2 separate regions of the Homo sapiens genome follow, and region 2 is linked to region 1. A link is an interaction called in ENCODE POLR2A ChIA-PET data of the cell type or tissue named here. Cell type or tissue: MCF 10A. All regions are shown on one strand. Each heading gives the region's core, and the rest is flanking DNA. Links, peaks and the distances in the headings are about the cores only.

Region 1 (11,574 bases), core at 4,573-8,572:
TGAACTCCTTTTAGTTCTCACATGTGCCATGCTTACTCTCACCTTGAGCCTTTGAACTTGCTTTTCCGTTGGCATGGACCTCTCTTTGCCAACAATGCCACCACCTCCACCTGCTACGACCCCCAGGATATTCCTTCTTCTCCCTCAGACTTCACCCCGGAGGCCTCGCACTAGTTATTTGAGTGTTTCCTCTGACTTTGCTCCATAGGGCAGAACCCCTATCTTGCTCAGCTTTTTATCCCATGTCTAGCATAAGCCTGGCACATAATATGTGCTTAATAAATATGTGTTGACTCACACAAAGTACAAAGATCAACTCAAAATGAATTGAAGTCTCACATGTAAGACCAGAGTTTGTAAATCTGCTAGAAGAAAACATAGGGGAAAGCTTCTTGATGCAGGTCTGGGTAATCATTTTTTGGATATGATTCCAAAAGCACAGACAACAAAAGCAAAAATAGTTCAATGGAATTGCATCAAACTAAAACGTTTCTGGGCAGCAAAGAAAACAGAGTGAAGAGAAAACCTATGCAATGGGAGAAAATATTTGCAAACACATCTGATAAGGTGTTAATATCCAGAATATATAAGGAACCCAAACAACTCAACAGTAAGAAAGCAATCCCATTAAAAATGGGTAAATGACCTGAACAGATAATTCTCAAAAGAAGACATACAAATGGCCAGCAGGTACAGGTAAAAATGCTCAACATTGCTAATCATTAGGGAAACACAAATTAAAACCACAATGAGATACCACCTCATGCATGTTAGAATAGCTAATATCAAAAAGACAAAAGATAACAAGTATTGGTGAGGATGTGGAGAAAGGGAAACCCTAATACACTATTGTGGAAATAAAAATTGGTACAGCCATTATGGAAAACAGTATAGAGGTTCCTCAAAAAAATAAAAATAGCACTACCACATGATCCAGCAATCCTACTATTGGGTATATATTCAAAGGAATTGCAATCAGTATCTCAAATAGATATCTGCACTCCTGTGTGCATTGCTACATTATTCACAATAGCCAAGATATGGAATCAACCTAAGTGTCCATTTACAGATGAAATGGACACTTCATTTCATCTGTATCACACATGAAATCTGTAACACATTTCTTCTAAAGAAAATGTGGTATATACAGACAATGGAATACTATTAATCCATAAAAAGAGGAAAATCCTGTCATTTATGACAACATGGATGAACCTAGAGGACATTATGCTAAGTGAAATAAACCAGACACAGAAAGACAAATACCACATGATCTCACTTATATGTGGAATCTAAAAAAAGTCAAACTCATTGAAGTAGAGAGTAGAATGGTGGTTGCCAGGAGCTGGGGAGAGGTGACTGGAAATGAGATGTTGGTTAAAGGGTACAAGGTTTCAGTTAGACGAAATGAATAGGTTCTAGAGATCTATCGTACAGCATGGTGACTATAGTCAGTAATGTGTGGTATACTTGAAGATTGCCAAGAGGGTAGATCTGACATGTTTTCACCACACACACACAAAACGATAATGTTGCGAGGTGATGGATATGTTAACCAGCTTGATCATAGTAATCATTTCACAATGGACACATAGATCAAAACATCACATCATATTCCCTAAATATGTGCAACTTTTATTTGTCAATAATACCTTAATAAAGCTGGAAAAAAATAGTTGTTGAGAGAAAGGATGGTGGGAGGGATAAATGATGATCTGTCCCATCCAGTGTTGCATATCAGTTTACCTGAAAAGATGCATGCTGGCTCAAGTCTCTTCACAAACCAAAGTCTGTTAAACTCTGCTAATTTGTCAGTTGCCATACTGAACCCAAGTATGAGTATTTTTGATTAAGTCACTTTGGAATGAATCATATGTATTTTCTAAAACCCTGGACCCCTCTTCACAAAAACAAACCAGAGAGAGGAAGAAACTCGAGAAGAAGAGACTGAATTAGACTATTATTCATTAATTCGTTCAACAAATATGTATTAAATACTGTGATTTATCAGGCACTGGGAACACAGGGGTAAACAAGAAAAGCAAAGACCCTGCTTTCCTTGTCAATTTTTATTCCTATAGGGGGAGGTATTAAATTTTTAAAAGTGAACAGCTAAGAAAATCTAAAATGGTGCTAATTCCCGTATCTCCTGGTAGAAAGGAGCCCACGGGGGCTGGAAGGGGAGAGTGCACCAGGAGGTGGAGTATGGTGGGGGGGGGGGTCTCTCTGAGAAGCGGCATTGGAGCTGAGGCCTTTGCCAGGTGGGGTCAGGGTTGTGCACAGAGCCACATGCACCTAAGCCTGTCTTGTGGGCTTGTGATGCGCATGAGCAGGGAGATGGCCTGTCTCAGAGAAGAAACAGCAGGATGCGGTACCTTCTTCCAGCTGTTATCCAAGAATAGGCAAGAGACTCGAAATAATCCACCAATTGAGGGGTAGGGCACAAGAGTTAATACAATCTTTTTAAAGTCAAATGCTTCTCAGAGAACCAATGCTGCCTCCATCTGAACCTGTCCTCATCCCCACCAAACCAAAAGTCATTTCCTCCTGTGACATCCTGTGCATATTGGCTGTGGCTGTTTGTGGCAGTCACTGTATCCTACCCTGCAATTAGAGCTATTTGCATCCTCCGTTTGGCCTCCCTTGGGAATCTTCAACTCCTCGAAGGCAGGGATTGGATCTTGTGCACTCCCTTCCCCCACAGACATAGACTCTCTCCATATACTTAGTAGATGCTCGGTGAATATCTGTTGGTGTTTATTCAGTTGAATACTAGGATTTCTGGATAACACTTTGGAGACATACATATTACAAAAGGAGAAGAGTTTTGATTGCAGGGAAGGGAAAGATAATTTGGGCGTATAGAGATCCCACACTTAGGTGGTTCTTCTAATGGAGAATGTTGAATGCTTTGAGACTTTCCAGTGGAGATTGGCCAGGATAACAAAAGAAGTTGTGAGGGCCACAAAAAGAAGATCGGGCAATGAGGACTAACTGCCTATTTTGCTGTTTTGGTCTTAGTGGTTAAAAAGCCATTGAGAATTATTTTGCGTGCTTCCTCCAACTCTTGGTCCTTGTTTGATCTGAGATTTCTGCTGTCTGGTTAGCTGGTTGATTTAGGGTTCACTTAGGGTTTCTTTTCTTCTTGTGTTTGTCATTTCCTTTTTCTGTGGGGGTTAATTTTCTATATATTCAGAATGTTTTTGTCTTGAATAATCTAAATATATACAGCTAGAATGTATTTTTTATTTAATTAGTATTTTTGAAGTATTTTCACTTTAAGCTGAAATTCATTTTAAATGGAACTTGACATCAATAATGAAAATGAAAAACCAGTATCACTTGCCACAGATGGTCATTGTAAAGGTAAATTTGTTGTAAAAACATATTGTAATGAATTGAATCTAATTTATTTGTACTATATTATTGAGTACTTTGTTATCTCATGATTTATTATAGCAGCACCACCGTATAAACAGTGTTATTTCCATTTTTACAGATGATAAAACTGAGATCTTGAGAAATTAACTCCCAGGGCTAAGAGGTATTTTAGGCATCCGAATAATTATTCAATTTCGGTTTACAAATGGAATACGTAAAGAGAATCTTATGATTCCATTTTTACAGATGATAAAACTGAGATCTTGAGAAATTAGGTCACTCCCAGGGCTAAGAGGTATTTCAGGCATCTGAATTATTATTCAGTTTCGGTTTACAAATGGAATATGTAAAGAGAATCTTATGAATTTCATGGAGCTGAAAAATGGATCTGAAGGTGGCACTGGAGATGATTAACCTCTCAAATAGACACATAAATTAACTGGTTACTTTTGTAAGTAAAAAGAAAATCAAATGAAGCATGGGAAAACAAAGCAGAAAAGCAAGAGTTAAGAGAACCCTCTTCTAGGAGGAGCACAATAGGGCATCCACCACTGTCAGAGAAGCCAGCTGACCCTTGGCTTCCTGGGTCACCAGATGGGTGCTGTCAGCAGTGACCTTACCTCCAGGACCAGGAATGGCCCAGGAAGAAAAGGTTACATGGAGACAGGAAGGGAAGAGAAGAACTAGGAGCTTTGGTTCCCTCTTGGCTGTCACTTATGAAGTACACTCAAGTTCATTTTCCTTGTCCCCTTGGCCTGGGGGTAATGTCCTGATCAAGGCCTGAGGGGATAGTTCTGTGGGGCCTTTTCAGGGTCAGAAAACTCACATGCCAGCAACTTTGTTTGCATCAGCAAACCCACCTGCATCATGCAAGCACTTGACTGGCCACTGACTCCCAACACAAAGCAGATATCAAGATATGAAGAGGGAACACACAGGGCTTCTGAACTGGTAGGGCTTTGTCTTGATGATCTGGGTAAAGGACAAGAATGGGTGGCATACGGTATGCCAAGAGTGAACAACAGCAGCCACCAAATAGATCTGGCTTTGTGCTGGCTTGAGCCACGTGGGCTCCCAGAGGAGACGCTCACTGAGGTCTGTGAAGGCCTTGCTGCACACCTGCCTGAGAGAGCCAAAGAGCTGTGTGTGTTGGACTGTGGCTTTTTGAAATATGTTTGGCTGGGAGATGGGAAGACCTGGGATCCTGTAGACCAGTGAAGGGGAGGTGGGATCAGGACAGACTCCACTTGGAGCTGAGTCCTAGAAACTGCTCTTCTGTTTTTTTTGTGTACACAACATCAATGAATGCCATGCATAGCCTAGAGTATGGAATAAATCTCTCCTAATAAATATATGGTTGCCTGATTAGGTTAGTCATTATGCTAAACATTTGTTTAGGCAATGCTTACCAGCTAGAAATATTAACAAATAAGGAAAAACCAAGTTTTTCTTAAAGAACTAGGCACTTTCACATACACTATATCCAACGCACCCCAGGAGGCTCCATGGCTTCTGCCTCCTCATTTGAAGAAACCAGCTTGTACTGCCTATCAACAGATTTGCAAAATTGAATGTTGTGATATAATTCTCCCTTGAGGAAAGGGCTAAATCAAGGTCATAACAATTATCGAAGATATAAAGAACTGTAATTTAAAAGACAGTATCACCATATATGCATCAGAAAAAGAGACTACAAATTACACACACACACACACACACATACCCCAAAATATGACAAAAGCCATTCCTGGGTGCTAACAGTAAAGATGATTTTTGTTTTCTTCTTTATGTTTTTCTATTTTTTCCTAATTTTCTACAAGGAGCATGTATTATTTGTATAATCAGAGAAATTATTATTCTGACAAAATCAATTTTAAAATGCTATATATACCTCTTGCTGCAACCTAGGAGGCAATACCCTGAGTTACTGGCTAAAGTTCCTCACTCAAGTCTCCCTCTAGGAAAATAGGGCTTTTCCATTTTGGATTCTATTTGAAAATTTCTCAGTAGGGACCAACAGCTGACCTTAAGTTTCAAAATTGTACCCATGAGAGAGGTGACCGCTAAGGAATCAGGCTTCCTTCCGATCGCTTATTATGCACAGAACATTCTTCTTCATCTGGCCCTCACTTTTTCATGTTTTCTGTCAACAGACTCTTAGTTATAGTAAAACAGATCTACATTTGCATACCAGCTCCACAATTTGCTAACCATGGGATCTTAGCCAAGTCATTTAAAATCCTTGTGCCTCAGTCTGTTCATCTAAACTGATAGGTTTATTATGAGTATGAAATGAAATAATGCATGTAAGCTCATGTTAGCGCAAGCAATAAAAGTTGGCTATTATCATTATCCTATTGGCTTCCCCCAAACATCTTTTCCAATTCTCATGCAGAGAACATTTTCCCGACTTAGCTAGGCTCTGTAATCTCAAGGCTTGTAGTGAGAACTGTGGCCTTCCAGAATGTCCCCAGGAGCCCTAAAACAAAAAAGGAAAGCCTTAAAACATGCTTACCTGCTGGCCCGTGGCTGGCTTCCCTGCAGAAGTGGCAAAGCCCTTCTTTGAGCAGTGAACTCACTCACTAAGGAATCCCCCAAGAGTCTGGCCAGCCGGCCCCACTGCCTGGTTGCCTCACTGAGTTGGTGCTCTCTTTAAGCTGTTCCTTTTGTTTTCTCTGACTCAGAATATCTTAGGTCATTTTGAGACAGCCTTCTCCTCCACACCTTCCCTAATTCTACCTGCTGTTCTGGAAATTTGTCATCATTTTTGACGGCCCGGCATCTGAATCCCCACCCCATGTATTTGAAAGTTACACCCGCCCCCTCATTCCCCACCACACACATACACACGTACATCTTGGTCTGGCTGGACCATTCCTGCAGTGTGATTTGGGGCCACCACACCTTCCCAGTGACTCTGGGAGCAACCCCAGGTTCTCTGAACTCTCCTTCTAGAGTCAATTTTGGTTGCTTACAATTAAGAAACCAAGCCAGCTCCTCCTCATCCTTCATACCTACCTTAGTATAAATCCTCTGGCTGTTGGTTTCCAAAACTCCCTGAGCATGCATGTCATATGATTTAGCATATTCTGTTATGATATTTTACTATAATTGTCTGTTTATCCCCACACCCCCAGACTGTTAGCTCCCTGAGGACAAGGACTAAAGCTGTTTAGCTTGTGATAGTCTCTCCATCATGGGCAGAGTGCATGGCACATAGTAGACCCTCAGCAAATGCCAAATGAATGAACAAGCAACAAAACCTTAGCACACATGAGAGGACCAGAAACAAGCACGGTAGCTCCACTTGGAGAACCAGTTAACTCGCCAGCTTTCTGATATTCTGGCACCACTCCTAGTCGGATTCCAGGGGAAATCAGATTTCTTTTAGGCTTTGGCAAGGAAGAAGATCTTCCAGCAGCATCCTGAGTGGGAGGGTGCATTGTGGGCAGCGTCTTGAAATGGGTGAGTAATCCCCCAGGCAGCTCTTAGCTTTAAACCCTGGCTTGTAATGCAGTCATCTCCTGAAGCTCCCAGCTTAAAATGGAAAGTGGCATTACTCATGGTGAAGGGCAGGCAATAAAAAAACATTTAGGTGGGGCCAGCACAATGGAGTGAGTATTCCCTGATGGCGGATGAGAACGTCTCCACTCTGAGCACTCACAGCCCTGGCAGACGGCTCAGTCATAGCAGGGCTTTTGAGCTACACCTCCGAGTTAGCTCATCACACGGCACCTCACTCTTTGGGGTGCTGGGAGACATCGCATTCCTCAGCCTACAGCAGGCGTGGTGGGAAGAAATGCCCCTGAGTCAATATTGGAAGGTGGTAGAAGGAGTGGATGAGAACCTGGGCTTTGGCATCCAACTGACCTGGGTTCCAATCCCAGCTCTTCTAGTTACTAGCTCTGTGACTCCAAGCAAGCCCTCTAACCTCTCTGATCCTCAAGTTCCTCATCTGTAAAATGAGTAAAATAATAGTACCTACTACAGAGGCATTGGGATAAGTAAGAAAGACTATCCCTACAAATCCTTATCACAATGCCTGGCATGTAATCAACATTCAGTAGGGTGACAGCTGCTGTCATTGACAGAGTTGTTCTTTTACCACCTTCCTCCAACGGCCTCCATTACTCCTCCATCCTTTCTGTTTTATTTCTGTGTTAATCTCACTCAGCTTCCACACCCTTACTTCCTCCAGAAGTCATCCTTTACCTCTGATATTCTCCTGAGCTCAGGCCACAGCCCAACCTCCCTCCACAGTCACTGCTCATTTCTATCTTGTCTTTCTCTCCCTTACTTTGTTTTTTTGTTTTTTTTGTTTGTTTGTTTTAGACGGAGTCTTGCTTTGTCGCCTAGGCTGAAGCGCAGTGGTGCGATCTTGGCTCATTGCAAGCTCTGCCTCCCGCGTTCAAGTCATTCTCCTGCCTCAGCTTCCCAAGTAGCTGGGACTACAGGCGCCTGCCACCACACCCGGCTAATTTTTTTGTATTTGTAGTAGAGATGGGGTTTCAGTGTGTTAGCCAGGATGGTCTCGATCTCCTGACCTCGTGATCCGCCTGCCTCGGCCTCCCAAAGTGCTGGGATTACAGGCGTGAGCCACCGCACCTGGCCTTTTTTTTTTTTTTTTTTTTTTTTTGGAGACAGAGTTTCACTCTGTCACCCAGGCTGGAGTGCAGTGGTGCAATTTCAGCTCACTGCAACCTCTGCTGCCTCAGCCTCCGAAGTAGCTGGGATTACAGGTGCCTGCCACCGTGCCCAGCTAATTTTTTTTTGAGAGGAGACTTGCTCTGTCCCCCAGACTGGAGTGCAGTGGCGCGCAATCTCGGCTCACTGCAAATTCCACCTCCTAGGTTCAAGCAATTTTCCTGCCTCAGCCTCCCGAGTAGCTGGGATTACAGGCCTGTGCCACCACGCCCGGCTACTTTTTGTGTTTTTAGTAGAGGCGGGGTTTCGCCATGTTGGTCAGGCTAGTCTCAAACGCCTGACCTCATGCTCTGCCCGCCTTGGCCTCCCAAAGTGCTGGGATTACAGGCGTGAGCCACTGCGCCTGGCCCCGGCTAATTTTTTATAGTTTTTAGTAGAGACGAGGTTTCACCATCTTGGCCTGGCTGGTCTTGAACTCCTGACCTCGTGATCTACCTGCCTTGGCCTCCCAAAGTGCTAGGATTACAGGTGTGAGCCACTGCGCCCGGCCTTTTCTCTCCTTTTCTATGTGTCTGTGAACCTGTGTGCTAAGACCTCACCACCTGATGTCTGACCCTGTCATCGTTTCTTCCCCACTTCAGAATCTGGGACCTGGCCCACTGTGAAGCAAAATGTATTAGGATAAATCAATCGGAGTTGAAGGAAGCCTCATGGACAGATTGGGCATAAGGTCATAAAACGATCAGGGCTCAACACCAGTTTTCAGCACCCAATACCAGTTTCCAGGGCCCCAGTATAATGTACACGCACCCACAGAAAGAAAAGTGGTGAAGAGAGGGAGGGGAAGGGTGGCAGAGTATGCAACCTCCAAATAAGCCAATTTGGCATATCGATTATTTTTAGTTGAAGACAATTGAGAAGAAGCAGATAAGGCTCTCTGCCATTTCTCATTTGCTTAAAAGCAGAGCATAAATTTGTGAAGTTGCCCCCTCACCACCAGGAAAGACTGAAGTTAACCACTGGAACAAACCTTACCAACTAGCCCTCCTCTCTGTTCATTTCTCCCATATGTTTACTTTCAAAATTTGCTGCTCTAGAAACTTGAAGTCCTTTTCCTTTGTCTTGTCACTTCTCTAAAAATCTTTCGCCCTTCTGTTGAGCTGCTATATAAACCCAAGTTCTCACCACCGCGTTGAGGTAGTCAGTACTGCGTGCTCCCATGTGCACACACAATGCACATGTTCATAAACTTGTAGTTCTCCTCTTAATTTGTCTTTTGTCAGTCTAATTTAAAGGGCCTCACCAATGGGCCTAAGATGGTAGACCACTCCACTCCTACCTGTTTAGATGGGACCCAAATCTAAATACTAAATTCATTTATGTTTCATATACACTTTATATACCTAGTCTGAAGGTAGTTTTATACAATACTTATAATAATTTTATGCATGAAACAAAGTTTTGACTGCATTTTGACTTTGACCTGTCACATGAGGTCAGGTGTAGAATATTCCACATGTGGCATCATGTCAGTGCTTAAAAATTTTGGATTTTGGGTTGGGCACGGTGGGTGGGATCAAGCCTGTAATCCCAGCACTTTGGGAGACTGAGGTGGGCAGATCACTTGAGGTCAGGAGTTCGAGACTAGCCTGGCCAACATGGTGAAACTCCATCTATACTAAAAGTACAAAAGATTAGCTGGGCGTGGTGGTGCGCACCTGTAATCCCAGCTACTTGCGAGGCTGAAGCAGGAGAATCACTTGAACCCAGGAGGTGGAGGTTGCAGTGAGCCTAGATCGTGCCACTGCATTCCAGTCTGGGTGACAGAGTGAGACTCTATCTCAAAACAACAACAACAACAACAAAACTTGGATTTTGGAGCATTTTGGACTTAACGATTTTTTGGATCAAAGATTCTCAGCTTGTACTGTGTTCACACCAAGAGAACAAGTGTCTTCACACACACGTATGTTTATTGCAGCACTGTTCACAATAGCAAAGACTTGGAACCAACCCAATATCCACCAGTGATAGACTGGATAAAAAAAAATGTGGCACATATACACCATGGAATACTATGCAGCCATAAAAAAGGATGAGTTCATGTCCTTTGCAGGGACATGGATGAAGCTGGAAACCATCATTCTCAGCAAACTAGCACAAGAACAGAAAACCAAACACTGCATGTTCTCACTCATAAGTGGGAGTTGAACAATGAGAACACATGGACACAGGGAGGGGATCATCACACACTGGGGCCTGTCGGGGGTTGGGGGGCTAGGGGAGGGATAGCATTAGGAGAAATACCTAATGTAGATGACAGGTTGATGGGTGCAGCAAACCACCATGGCATGTGTATACCTATGTAACAAACCTGCATGTTCTGTACATGTATCCCAGAACTTAAAGTATAATAATAAAAAAAAAGTGATTTGTCCCCCACCAACCAAAAAAAAAAAAAAAAAAAAAAAAGAACAAGTGTCTTGAGGAGGAATGGAGAGAAGCTTTTCTCAAATGAGAGACCTGAGAATGTTTGTCACTGGAGAATAAGCCTGCAGGGAAAGGGACTGAACGGTTTGAAGATGGGGAGAGAATTTAATCGATAGGACCAGGCCCTGGAAGAGGTCGGAGAGAATCAGATGAAGAATATGGATGAGATGTATGTGCTTATTAATGCATGGGCAGGCCTAGACCTAGACAGATCCAGGAAAACAATAGCAGGACGGCCGAGAGAGGAAACAAGGCGACCAGGGGCGAAGGGACTACTTTTATTTTTAATTTAAGAAAAACAAAAAGGAAAATAAGAAACACCTGTGTGCACTTTACTCTGATTTAACAAATGTTCATGTTTTCTGGAATTTACCTCAGATCTTTATTTATATAAAAGAAATAAAATGTTAGAAAGTTGTGATCGCTCTTGATTCCCTTTTTCATAACATTTCTATCCCCCTTCCTTGAGGCAACTGCTCTGATGAATTGTGTGTGTGTGACACACATCAACAGCTTGCTCCAGATGGATGGTTCTGCAATTTGCCTTCATTTGTTCAATATTATTTCTGGGATTATTCACTTTCATACATTATTTATATTTATTATCACTACTATAAGTACATTCTCATCTTGCAAATAGCCTACCTTGCATTTATGTATAATCTCTAGGGGTGGACATTGTTTTTTTTTTTTGAGACGGAGTCTCGCTTTGTCGCCCAGGCTGGAGTGCAGTGGCGCGATCTCTGCTCACTGCAAGCTCTGCCTCCCGGGTTCACGCCATTCTCCTGCCTCAGCCTCCTGAGTAGCTGGGACTACAGGTGCCTGCCACCACGCCCGGCTAATTTTTTTGTATTTTTAGTAGAGATGGGGTTTCTCCATGTTAGCCAGGATGGTCTCAATCTCCTGACCTCATGATCCGCCCACCTCAGCCTCCCAAAGTGCTGGGATTACAGGTGTGAGCCACCACGCCCGGCCGGACATTTTGTTTTTAATTTTTCACTATTACCAAAACTGCTGCCATGATCATCTTTATCCATGGGGAGAGATGCTTTTTACTGT
Region 2 (11,574 bases), core at 4,191-8,190, 200 kb after region 1:
TCCCCCATACCCTGGCTTTTTCTTCTGTTGGCATATCTGGCTCAGAGGTGGACCTACCCCGCCTTTGGCAACTTCTTATACTTATTTTCTGGGTTGCTTTCTATGTCTGGAAAAGCTTGCCATGAATGTTCCCTACCCCCTGTAATCACACTGGAGGTTTCCAAGACCTTTTGGCACCTCAGATGATGTTGGATAGTTGGCTCTGGGACCCAGGCATGCTCCCAAGTCTCTCTGGCTGCTGCTGCTGTTGCTTCCCAAGCATGCAGCTGAGGCAAAGAGTGTGATCACTCCTGGGAGCCAAATTGAGGCCTGTGTCTTTCTGACACTGAGTGGAGTTCAGGGATGCAGGGACATGGGCTCATTGAAGCAACTAATGTAGGGTTCATCCACATAAAGATGATACCTTTGATTGCTAAGGCATGCTGTTTCACTAGATTGTCATGATTACAATGATGCCTACCATTCATTGAGTGCTTACTCCGTGCCAGACATGCCAGGCAAACCCACGTGCTTTGCACATTTTGCCTCCTTTTAATCTCAGTGACATACCTATGGAGTAGTGACGTATAATCCCTGTTTTTCTGCAAGGAAGCTGAGGGTTTTATGGTACCACTACACTTCCTTATGGCGTGTTTTTTTTTGATGATTAAAACATTTCTCAGTATGAGTTGTATGAAGACATGGGGCACGGTGGATATAGTAGAAAAAGCATTGAATTATAAGTCAGGTTCTAACCAATCTCTCATAACCTCTACCTTCTTTCCTTCCACTTTTCCTTTTAGTTTATAAAATCTGGGGCTTGATCTGCAGAAGGTGACACTGTGATATGGTGATGAAGAGCCTGAGCTTTGGCTTCATGCATTCTTAGGGCTGAGTCCTGGCTCTGCCATTTGTTAGTTATGGGGTCTTGGGAAGTGGTGTGCTCCTGAGCCTTGGTTTCCTCATCTAGAGATGATAACTGTCTCCTTCCATTGTTGTGGGGACTAAGTGAGTTAATATATAATAAGATACTTGACAAGTATCATTACATGTGAGCTAAAAGTGAGTTTTTTTTTTTTTTTTTTGAGACAGAGTCTTGCTCTATTCCCCAGGCTAGAGTGTAGTGGCACGATCTCGGCTCACTGCAACCTCCACTTCTGGGTTTGAGCGATTCTCATGCCTCAGCCTCCTGAGTAGCTGGGATTATAGGTACCCACCACCACACCTGGCTGATTTTTGTATTTTTAGTAGAGATGGGGTTTCGCCATATCGACCAGGCTGGTCTCAAACTCCTGACCTCAGGTGATCCGCCTGCCTCGGCCTCCCAGAGTGCTGGGATTACAGGTGTGAGCCACAGTGCCCAGTGCTTTATATTAGTCTTTCTCAGACATTCTTGTTTTCCATGAATGAGTTAGCAGTTTTAAAGCTTTTTTTTTTTTCTTTTTGAGGGTAGTGTCAAAGACTTTGAAATATGATGAAAGTTCAGGACAATTTCCCAAGAAAAAGCCTCTTTACCCAAAATTCATTTTCAATTTCAGAGGGTTCAGGGCCAGGACCTTCTAGAGCTCTTTGAGAACTCCAGAATAAGAACTCTTTTAGGCTGGGCGTAGTGGCTCACGTCTGTAATCCCAGCAGTTTGGGAGGCCAAGGCGGTGGATCACCTGAGGTCAGCAGTTTGAGACCAGCCTGGTCAACATGATGACATCCTGTCAATATAAAAATTAGCCGGGCCTGGTGGTGGGCTCCTATAATCCCAGCTACTTGGGAGGCGGAGGCAAGAGAATCGCTTGAATCTGGGAGGTGGAGGTTGCAGTGAGCCGAGATCACACCACTGCACTACAGCTGGGACAACAGAGTGAGACTGCGTCTCAAAAAAAAAAAAAAAAAGAACTCTTTTAATTGATTGTAGGATGGTAGCCCCCGTTTTGCAGGCTATTCCTCCCCTGCTCTCTGATGCCTGCTGAACTTAACTGAGACCAGCACGTGTGGAGGAGCCCTCTGTGAGGACTGGAGGGATGCACTTCCTTTTCGTCTTCTCCTCCGTTCGCTAGTGAGCAGACTCCTGATTTCTTGGCCTGTGTTGCTGCCCAGAACAAGCACCAGGAATATCCTGAGGAGCTGCAGCTCTTGAGGGAGGCTGCTACGAGAGCAGGGAAAATCAGTCTTTCTCTTCCTCAGTTGGGTTATTTCAGGGATGAGAGGAGAGGGAGCAGCAAAGACTCTGGGATTTTAGGAAGAACCAAGCTACTGTGTGTTGATCGTCTGTTCTGTACCAGGAACTGTGTCTAGGTGGTTTGCATTCATTATTTCTCATCCTTAGAAGAATGCTTCCGGGTGGGTATTTGTTATCACCCTGCTTCACAGATGAGGAAGCTGAGTCTCAGAGCAGTTAAGAATAGCAAATGTCCAAGGTGGGAGTCAGGTCAGCTCTCTGAAATCATGGAGGTCTTCTGTGCCATGCAGTTCCCCTAGATGGAGTCAGGCCTCTGGGGTAAAGGGTGACTTCACGCCCTTTGCTGATAAAGGAAATGCTTTTCCTTCTGGTGGCCAGACATCCGCAGTTACTGTCTTTGTTATGTGCTCTAGGTGGCCTTCTCAGTGCTGAACTGCAGACCCGTGTATTTTTAGAAAAGGAAGAGGCTTCTGTGTGTACTGTTTATGTACAGACACATATCAGCTTCTCAGTACTAAAATCAGCTAAAGCAGCTGAGTGTCAGCTCTGGCTGGTGTCCAGATAACTGGCGGCCCTGTCTTCTGGCTGGCAGGTCCTCACCATGATGGCTTCAGGGACATGACTGACCCCTCACATCTCTCTTCTTGATAGACTAAGCTCTGAGTCCCCACAGAGACCTGCCTCTACTTCCTCCCCAAGCTCAGCTCTTGGCTTGTCAGCAGTTGGTCAGGCTGCATCCTTTTCTTTTTTTCCATTTCCCTGCCTGCATTTTCTCCTTGTTTCCTCACCCACACTTCACTCACATGCCTTTTTTTCCCCTGTGAGACCAATCACGTTTTGATTTTTTTGTTGTTATGGTCAAAGAGGTTTATTTTGTGCACCGCAGTGAAACTGGCTACCTAAGGTATCCATGTGTGAAAGCCACGCATTAGTTTCAAGGGAGGGCAGTGTACTGCAGCGTTTGGGTCTCTGTATCACCATTGTCTGCTCACATTTATAGCTGACTCATGTTGAGTTATATGCCAGACGCTGGCTTTGTGTATTACCTGTTGGGCCACAGTTACCTGTGTGAGGGTGGTTCTGGTATTATCTCACGGGCCTGAGACCTTTCCAAGGTCACATGGCTGGAGTTGTATCCAAGCTCAGAGGGGTGCCGAGGTATATGTGTCGGGTGAGGAGGAGTCACCAGTGCATAGGTGGGAGGGTGGGGCATGCCACCTTTCGTGCCTGTCTCTTGCTCCCAGGGGAATGTCTTTTGGTGTGGCCCAGGTGAGCCAGAATTTCAGGTCTTTTTGAGGATTAGTCTGTTTGACCTTCTTCTCCTCTCTGGCAAAGAGGATTTGGATGGGATTTCCCTTCAGTGGGGATTTTATCTTAGTAAGGGCTGCAGAACTGGGCCTGCTGCTTCTAGGATGTGCTATGTCATTCCTGCTCACTCCTCTGCTGTGACCACCCCTGCCACTTCCCCTTTATACCCCAGAATGAAGACTGCATCTCATAGACATTTGGGAGCAAAAGAGACTTACATTTTGTGCTGTCCTGTGAGAATCTATATATAGGATGTTGAGTAACCACTTGTAAGACACTTTGGTATCTTATTTGAGTAGTTTGGCAGATGTCCTTTAGTCTTGTTTTCTCTTTCTTCATTCATTAATTCAATATGTATTGATTAGTATGCTTAAAGCATACATGTATGTGAATAACTCTCCCTTAAAGGAGGATACCATGGGGGGACAGTGAGATCCAGAACCACTCGGTGTGCTAAGGACTTTTCACGTCTTATCTCAGAACAACCTTATGAGGTGGGTAGGAAACCTAAGAAGGGGTCTGTGAAAAAATGGGTAGCGGGGGGTGATTCATGAAGGGCCCCATGTGGGGCTGCCAGAGTGAGAATCTCAGCTCTGTTGCTTGCTCTCGGTGCACCTTGGGCAAATCACTGTGCCTCTCTCACCTTCTGTTTTCTCATCTGTGAAACGGGGATAACAGTGCCTGTCTCATGGGATTTTGAGAGTCAAATGAAACAATGTTTGTAAATTTCACAGCATTTCTCTGATACACAGTAAGATCTCAATAAAAGGTGGCTATTTTTAAAATTACTATTATTAGGTACTGTTATCTCCTTGTTTTCAATATACAGAACCTGAGCCTTGGGGAAGCTGCCTCAGCTTAGGTCACACAGCGAATACAGCAAAGGATGGAGATGTCTTTTTTTTTTTTGAGACGGAGTTTTGCTCTTGTTGCCCGGGCTGGAGTGCAATGGCGCGATCTCGGCTCACAGCAACCTCTGCCTCCCGGGTTCAAGCCATTCTCCTGCTTCAGCCTCCGGAGTAGCTGGGATTACAGGCATGCGCCACCATGCCTGGCTAATTTTGTATTTTTAGTAGAGACGGGGTTTCTCCATGTTGGTCAGGCTGGTCTCAAACTCCGGACCTCAGGTGATCCGCCCACCTCGGCCTCCCAAAGTGCTGGGATTATAGGCGTGAGCCACCGTGCCCGGCCAGGATGATGATGTCTTAACTGCCATTAGGTGGCACAAATAGAGTGCCACGAAGAGGCTCAAGGGAGAGAAGCAGCACCTGTGTTGTATGGGTGGTGGGCAGTGCTGCAGGTGGACTGGCGTGGGCCTGGGAGGACTCCATGGATGAGATGGCATTTGGAGGTTTGGCCCATCTGGACACCTGGAGGTGGGGAAGTGCAACATTGCTGGTGGAGTGAACATCAGGGAAGATACTCAGGGTTGAGAATTGGGTTGTGTGTGAGCTCAGGCATCCTGATTCAGAGCAGAGGTGGGGCTGTGTAAGCCCATGAGGGCAGGGGCTGGGCTGGGTTAGTTCTGTCCTAGAAGAGTGCCTACCACCTGGGAGGGGCTCCACACACAGTTGTTCAATCCAATTGAATGGCAGTGTCTGAAGGTGGCAAGCTTTAGTTGGTGAAGGGGAGTGATCTGGGAGAAAGGAATTTTGAACTTCAGTTGGAGAAGTTGATTTCTGCCCACAGTGAGACGTGGAATTCTTTCATTTGTATTGCAAAAGGCTAGCTCTCTCAGCCGCCTGGTATTAAACTGTAAGTTGCTCTAGACACTAGTTTTGGTTTTATCTGGACAGTGAATCTGATACTCTCTGAGCTGTTTGGTCAACATTGCTTATGGTAATAGGAGATTACAGGACTGGGTGGCCATCACTCCCCGGGGTCTTTTAAATTTAAGACCACAGAACCTTGAACCAAACAAAAGCTTGTTTGAAGTGAATAGCGTGTGTGGCCCTGTGGTTTTCCCAGTCCCATTTTCCTCCTTTACTCCCTTCCAGTTCTTCCTTGTTTTCTGTGGTCAGATTCTCACCATAGGTGGTTCTCCAGCCTTGGCACATCAGCTGAGTGCAGGCGCTCCTCACTTTGTCTAACATATGTGTTAGAGTAAGGCTGTGTGAACATCATAGTTGTGTAGGTGGCGTGGAAGCTGCCGAGGTGAGCACAGTGTGAAAGAATTTTGCTTATAATGAGTCCTTAGTGAGGCAAAGGATGGCATTAGTTTTGAACATCTGTACCCTAATTCTGTATATGATTCTTTGCATGGTTTTTATATGTTAGGTTTTCCTGTAGCAGTCTACAAAATTGGAAGTTCCTTAAGACAGGGGCCTGCTCCCTCACTATGTAACCTAGCCATGGCTTGTGGGAATTAACCAGTGGGCATCCGATTTATGGGCCAGGCAGCTCTTTCTTTCCCGCCTACTTGGTTTCTTGGCCCTACTAAGTAATGACTGTCAGAGGACAAACATGGGTGTGTTAGAGATCTCAGGAGCAATTGGTTATCTTTGCACTAAATTGGTTTTAAACTAGAGGTAATGATCTGAAATTTACTGGAAGTCTCTTCCATGTTGTTTATTGGTTCCATGGTGATACCATGCCCAACTCTAACTTGATTTTTTATCAAATGTGTTTATTACCCTCTTCTCTGAGCCACAAACAACACTTTAGAAGGGCATAAAGGGATGGGAGTCAAGGTCAGCAGTTTTGACAAATGATTTGAAAGATTGAAACCATCTCAGGATAATTTTCACTAGCTAAAGCAATTCCAGTAGGTTTTCATTGTGAAGTAGGTGTGGACTCTTGTGTTCTCACTCTTGGGTAAGACAGGTTCTCACACCAAAAAGACCCAAGACTTCAGAGCAGGGGAGGCACACCTCTTATCTCTCCCCTCCCAGAGCATTTCCATTTGTATTTGGCTTTTCTTTTAAAAAGACAAATGGTGCTTGAGAAGGTGTGCATACTTTCAAACAGCCGCCGTGAGATTTTGCTAACATTCCTTCTCTGTGTTGAAATTCTCTCCTCCTCCATTGACAGTGTGCTCTCCATGCTTCATTCATCCCCTTCTGAACGTCCCTTCCTTGCTCACCTTCTTTGTCCTGTGGATCTTCTCAAGGTTCCCTTCCTTGTGGGCTTCTCCTCCCCAACCAGAAGGTCTGCCTCTCTTTGTCACTAATCTCTCCAGTCCCTAGCTTCTGCCACCACCCACATGAACATGACTCCTAGACTTCCCTCTGGCAGCCCCAGCCCCTCTCCAGTTCTTTAGTTTCTTGATGTCTGCTGGCATCTCTAATCTGTATGCATTGCTGGTGCCTCAATCCTGCCGTGTTTCTGTCCTCTTTCCTCCAGTCTGCTTCACCTCCCATGCTCCCTGTTTCTGTTAAAAATGCTGTTGCTGTCCCCGTCATCCAGGCACAACCTCTGGACCCACATGTGATGATTTGTTTCACCCAGTTAGTCCCCAAACCCCACGGGTGTTCTTCTGCACACACTCTTCTCACCACGCCAACCACTGCTGGTTCAGACCCTGGCTACCTCTAAACTAGGCCCCAGCCAGAGCCACCTCACTTGGATCTTTCCTTCCCTTCCTCTGTGGAGACAGAGACTCTGCTCTGCTGCCTCCTGCAGCCTCATGCCCTCATTGTGTTCCCTAGGCCTCTTCAGAGCTCTGCCTACCTCTCCTGCTCTGCCTATGGCTTGTCCCCTTCTTTTGGCCCTACTATTTCCCGTGTGTGCAGCCCAGTGTCCTGCCTCTGTGCTTTTGTTTAAATTGTCCCCTCTTCCCATAGGGGTTATTCTCCCCATCTCTCCTTGGTCAATTCCTTTGTGACCAGTTTAACTCCTCCTTCCTTAGAGGAACATCATCCTTTCAGTGGGGGCAGTTTCTCCTCTGACTGAATTCTTATTACAGATGCTCTCTCTCTCTCTCTATGGTGCTTACTGCTTTTTCTTTTTCTTGCAACCAGCATTAAAAACAACAACAACAACAACAAAACACACAAAAAAACAACATTCTGTATTTTTGAAGCATGGTAGAGTTGTTAAGAGTAAATTAGGAGTCAGACCTATACTTGCATACAAACTTTCGAAGTTATTAGCTATATAAGGTGGAAAAGTTTCTTAATATCTCTGAGCCTCAGTCTCTCCGTAAAATAGGTATAATGATGCCTTCCTGATTGAGCTCTTGGGAGGATTGAAGGAGATGGTATAAGTCAATGTCAGACACATAGTAGGTCCTCTATTAGTCCTATTTCTACCTCCTCCCTTCTCATTAGGCTGCTAACTTCTTCAGTCTGCATACATTTTAGTTTTGTATTATGCAGAGCCCTGTGCCTCATATGTAGCAAATAAGGAATAGCTATTAGCTGGATAGCCAATGGATCTGAAAGGACTTTAAAGAGAAAGGATTTTAAGAGAATCACTGGTATAGCCAATGCTTCTACTGTGCAAATGTCTAGCATTAGAGTGGTGGATAAGCTCGATATGCAGTGTCAACCAGGCCACAGGAAGATTTTTGTATCACCTCTGAGACACGAATAGTTTACACTACAGATTAATCAGGATGGATTTAATGATGAAATAATTTAATTGTTTCACAGATGAGTGGATTTTGTATTTTTGTTCCCATGGAAAATACATTTTTTTTTTTTTTTTCCTGAGACAGAGTCTCACTCTGTTGCCCAGGCTGGAGTGCAGTGCATGATCTCGGCTCACTGCAAGCTCTGCCTCACGAGTTAAAGCGATTTTTCTGCCTCAGCCTCCCGAGTAGTTGGGATTACAGATGTGTGCCACCATGCCCGGCTAATTTTTGTATTTTTAGTAGAGACGGGGTTTTTCCATGTTGGCCAGGCTGGTCTTGAACTCCTGACCTCAGGTAACCTGCCTGCCTCGGCCTCCCAAAGTGCTGGGATTACAGGCGTGAGCCGCTGCGCCCAGCCGGAAAATACATTTTTGACATTAGCTAAGATAACATCAGGCATTAGCTTGTTAGCAAACATTATTCTACCATATCCAGGCTTGAGATTGTAATTTTAGTAGTTCAGTTCAGTTGTTTTATTATGAACAGCTTGGCATTTTGCCCCTCATAGGCTCATGCACAAGAACTGAGTTTTACCTCATAATCAGAAGGTAACTCCCAACTATTTATGGATCACTGATGGAACTGGTGTCTCCCTGGCAGCTGTGCAGAATTGGTTATAATCCTTTAGGCCCTATGTGGCCGCCCCCTCCCTCCCGTTTTACACTGGTCTCACCACCCCTGCCCTTTCTCCCACGTGCTGGCCTTTAGTTGCTGTGTTTTCTCCAGCCACATGGTCTTGTGCACCTGGTGCTCTTTCGGCATGGCCTTCTCTTCTCCCTCATCTTTGTCAGGTTGACTTTATTTCTGCCTATTAATTTCACACTTTGTCATACAGAGGTCCAGAGACTTGCCTGAGGTCATAGCAGGTTATTCATGGAGTCTGGCTATTTCCAGGGTTCACTCTACATAGGCACACAGTCCCTCCCCAGTCTTGGAAAGATGATTCATGTTGACCAGAAATTCAGCTGTCCTCTAGCAATAGTTTGGGTTTGCTGACAGTCTCGCTCCTTCCGGAACTTGATAAAATAATGATAAGCACTTGTTCTAGAGGGTTGGATAGGTTTTCTGTGAAGAGGCAAGTAATGCTGTGCAGAGGAATGTTAAAGAGAAAAGAAAGAGTGAGGTATGCAGCCGCCGGCAAAGCATCAGAGAGGTAGTTTGGCCTGCAGGGCCTCTGAGCGGTCAGAGGTAGTTTAGAAGGGACAGATCTCAGGTGGGAGTCATTCAGCCTTTGCAGTGTTGTGGGATGCTCACATATGTTAGTGAGTATTGTTGAGGGGACCTCATTGTCCTCTGGGGACATGGAATTGGCCCTCCTCACAGGCATTGCTGAGTTCTTTACTAGTGCTGGCTAAGGTCAAAGGCATTCTTGGGAAAGCAAGTCAGCATGGCAGGATCAGCAATCTTAAAACCATCCTTCTAACTCTTACAAAATTCAGGGAGACTGTCTTGGAGCAGATTTATTTTATTTTTCCCTAAATGACTAATTATAGCATTCGTGCTATTAATATGGATGCCTATGGCTTGTAACAGTCGGGATTTCTGTTCACATCTCACATGCATTCTCGCATGTTGATGCATTTTGGCTGCTTGCTGCCTGTGGACTGCCAGCAGTTGAATTGGTTTTCCATGATTTGGTCGAGTGTCTTGGAAGGAGACAATGGGAAGGTTCTTTGATCCAGAGGAGGTCTGTGTTTCCCTGGAACTCTGTCATCATGATAACATGATCTCACTCAGTAAGTTGGTGACTTACTTACGTTCTAAAAGACCAACAAAACAGAGTTTACCATGTAGAAGCCTTGTGTGTCGCTCTGCCTGCAGTCAGGGATTCGAGCTGCTGTCTCTGCATGTCCTGTTGAAGCACCATGACATTGAGCCTCTCCTTTGGCACAGAGATATCAGAGTCTCTCTTTTGCAGAGGCCTGCTGCTTTGAAACCTTTGACCTCCCTCATTTCTCAAGCTTGCCTTTATCGAGCTCCAAAGGTGGAGGAAGTACTGATGAGGGGAGGCCAGAGAGTCTACTCAGCAGAGAGCAGTGTCAGCTGATTCTCAGTTTGGCCCAGAAGAAGTACTTAGACTCTGAAGTGGGTTTCTGGGGTGATTGGTGAGAACTTATCTTTATGGTAGCTTAGATTTTATTTTTTAATTTTATTATTATTTTTTGAGACAGGGTCTTCTTTTGTCGCCTAGGCTGGAGTGCACTGTTACCATCTTGGCTCACTGCAACCTCCGCCTCCTGGGCTCAAGTGATCCCCCTACCCCTACCTCTGCCTCCCAAGTAGCGGGGACTGCAGGCATGTGTCACCACATCCAGCTAATTTTTGTATTTTTAATAGAGATGAGGTTTCACCATGTTGGCCGGGCTGGTCTCAAACTCCTGACCTCAAGTGATCCACCTGCCTTGGCCTCCCAACGTGCTAGGATTATAGACGTGAGCCACTATGCCCAGCCTAGCTTAGATTTTGTATTGAGGGTTCTAGAGTCAGGCTTCTGGGTTTTCACCTTGGTTCTATCACTTACTGGCAATTTTCCCTTTTGTAAAAGGGATTTAAACAATAGTATCTACCTTGTAGGGATTTGGGGAGAGTTGAATGAATAATATCTTTGAAAGCACTTGGGGGCTAGCACAGAGTAAGCTTTCAACAAATCGTTGTCTATCATGATGTTGAAAATCCCTCAGAGTAGCCTTGACTCCACGTTCTCAGATGCTGTAGGTCCTTCTCAGTGTGTAGGCAGCACTTACCTTTTCCACTTGAGTCCACACTGGCAGGAGGCTACAAGCTTCCAGAGAGTTGGGTTATGCGTGTTTCTGTTTGTAGTGTAATGGGAAACACTAATGGACAGTACTAGCCCTTAGTAAATGTTTAATAATTACTTGTTGAAGGAACGAATGAAGCTGTGAGCAGGCCAAGAACAACAATGTGGCAGGGTGGTGTGTTTCCTGTAGCTAAGTCAGTTTTGTTAGTTTATGACTACAAGAACCTTCATCATCCTGGAGATCTTGAGAGATCATAAATGAGTAGCAAAATATTGGGGAAATTATTATGTTTTTAAAAGCTTGTCACACAAAAAACTGCATGTGTTTAATGGCACACTTTGATAAACTCTGTTACCTGTATACATTCATGAAGCCACCACCACAATATTGGGAGAATTCTTAATGCCTGTCTCTAAAGTGTTTTATTTCTCTGTTGCTGATAAACCACTTCCACCTTTGCCTTGAATATGGCTCCCTGCCTCATAAGGAAGGTAATGGGAATCTGCTTTGTTCCTCTCCACCATATTCTTTTCTAGCTTGCATCTGCAGTTTTACATTCTTGCCACTGAAATTTTCAGTGTTTATAGTGTGTATTTGTTGAGTGTCTGTCTCCAGTAGGTTGTAGGTTTGGGGAACGTAAGGACTATGTCAGTTTTGTTCAGTGTCTTATTCTCCATGCCTCCCACAGTCCCTGAAATAGGAGGTGCTCAATGAAGAGTTAAAGGATGAATGGGTGAGCCTATTGCCAGAATAAATATATGACACTGTTATAATATATGGCC

What was found. Peaks named below come from ENCODE experiments on the same cell type or tissue, not always from the same donor. Only the 100,000 strongest peaks of a DNase experiment are listed, where the experiment ranks them.
Region 2: POLR2A ChIA-PET joins it to region 1 with 5 read pairs; 3 of 35 experiments call an interaction of 5 or more read pairs at or near these places.

What each region holds. Positions count from the first base shown.
Region 1 is chr5:142,638,217-142,649,790 of GRCh38, forward strand. All of the region lies in intron 1 of FGF1 (fibroblast growth factor 1), which reads right to left. Among named protein-coding and RNA genes, the nearest start is that of FGF1, 42 kb to the right of the region's middle. RefSeq lists a promoter at 5,920-6,264 and an enhancer at 6,389-7,588. In MCF 10A, for the core only: no CTCF peak of the experiment used is centred there; a DNase peak (open chromatin) is centred at 6,895.
Region 2 is chr5:142,843,006-142,854,579 of GRCh38, forward strand. All of the region lies in intron 1 of ARHGAP26 (Rho GTPase activating protein 26), which reads left to right. Among named protein-coding and RNA genes, the nearest start is that of ARHGAP26-AS1, 20 kb to the right of the region's middle. In MCF 10A, for the core only: no CTCF peak of the experiment used is centred there; no DNase peak of the experiment used is centred there.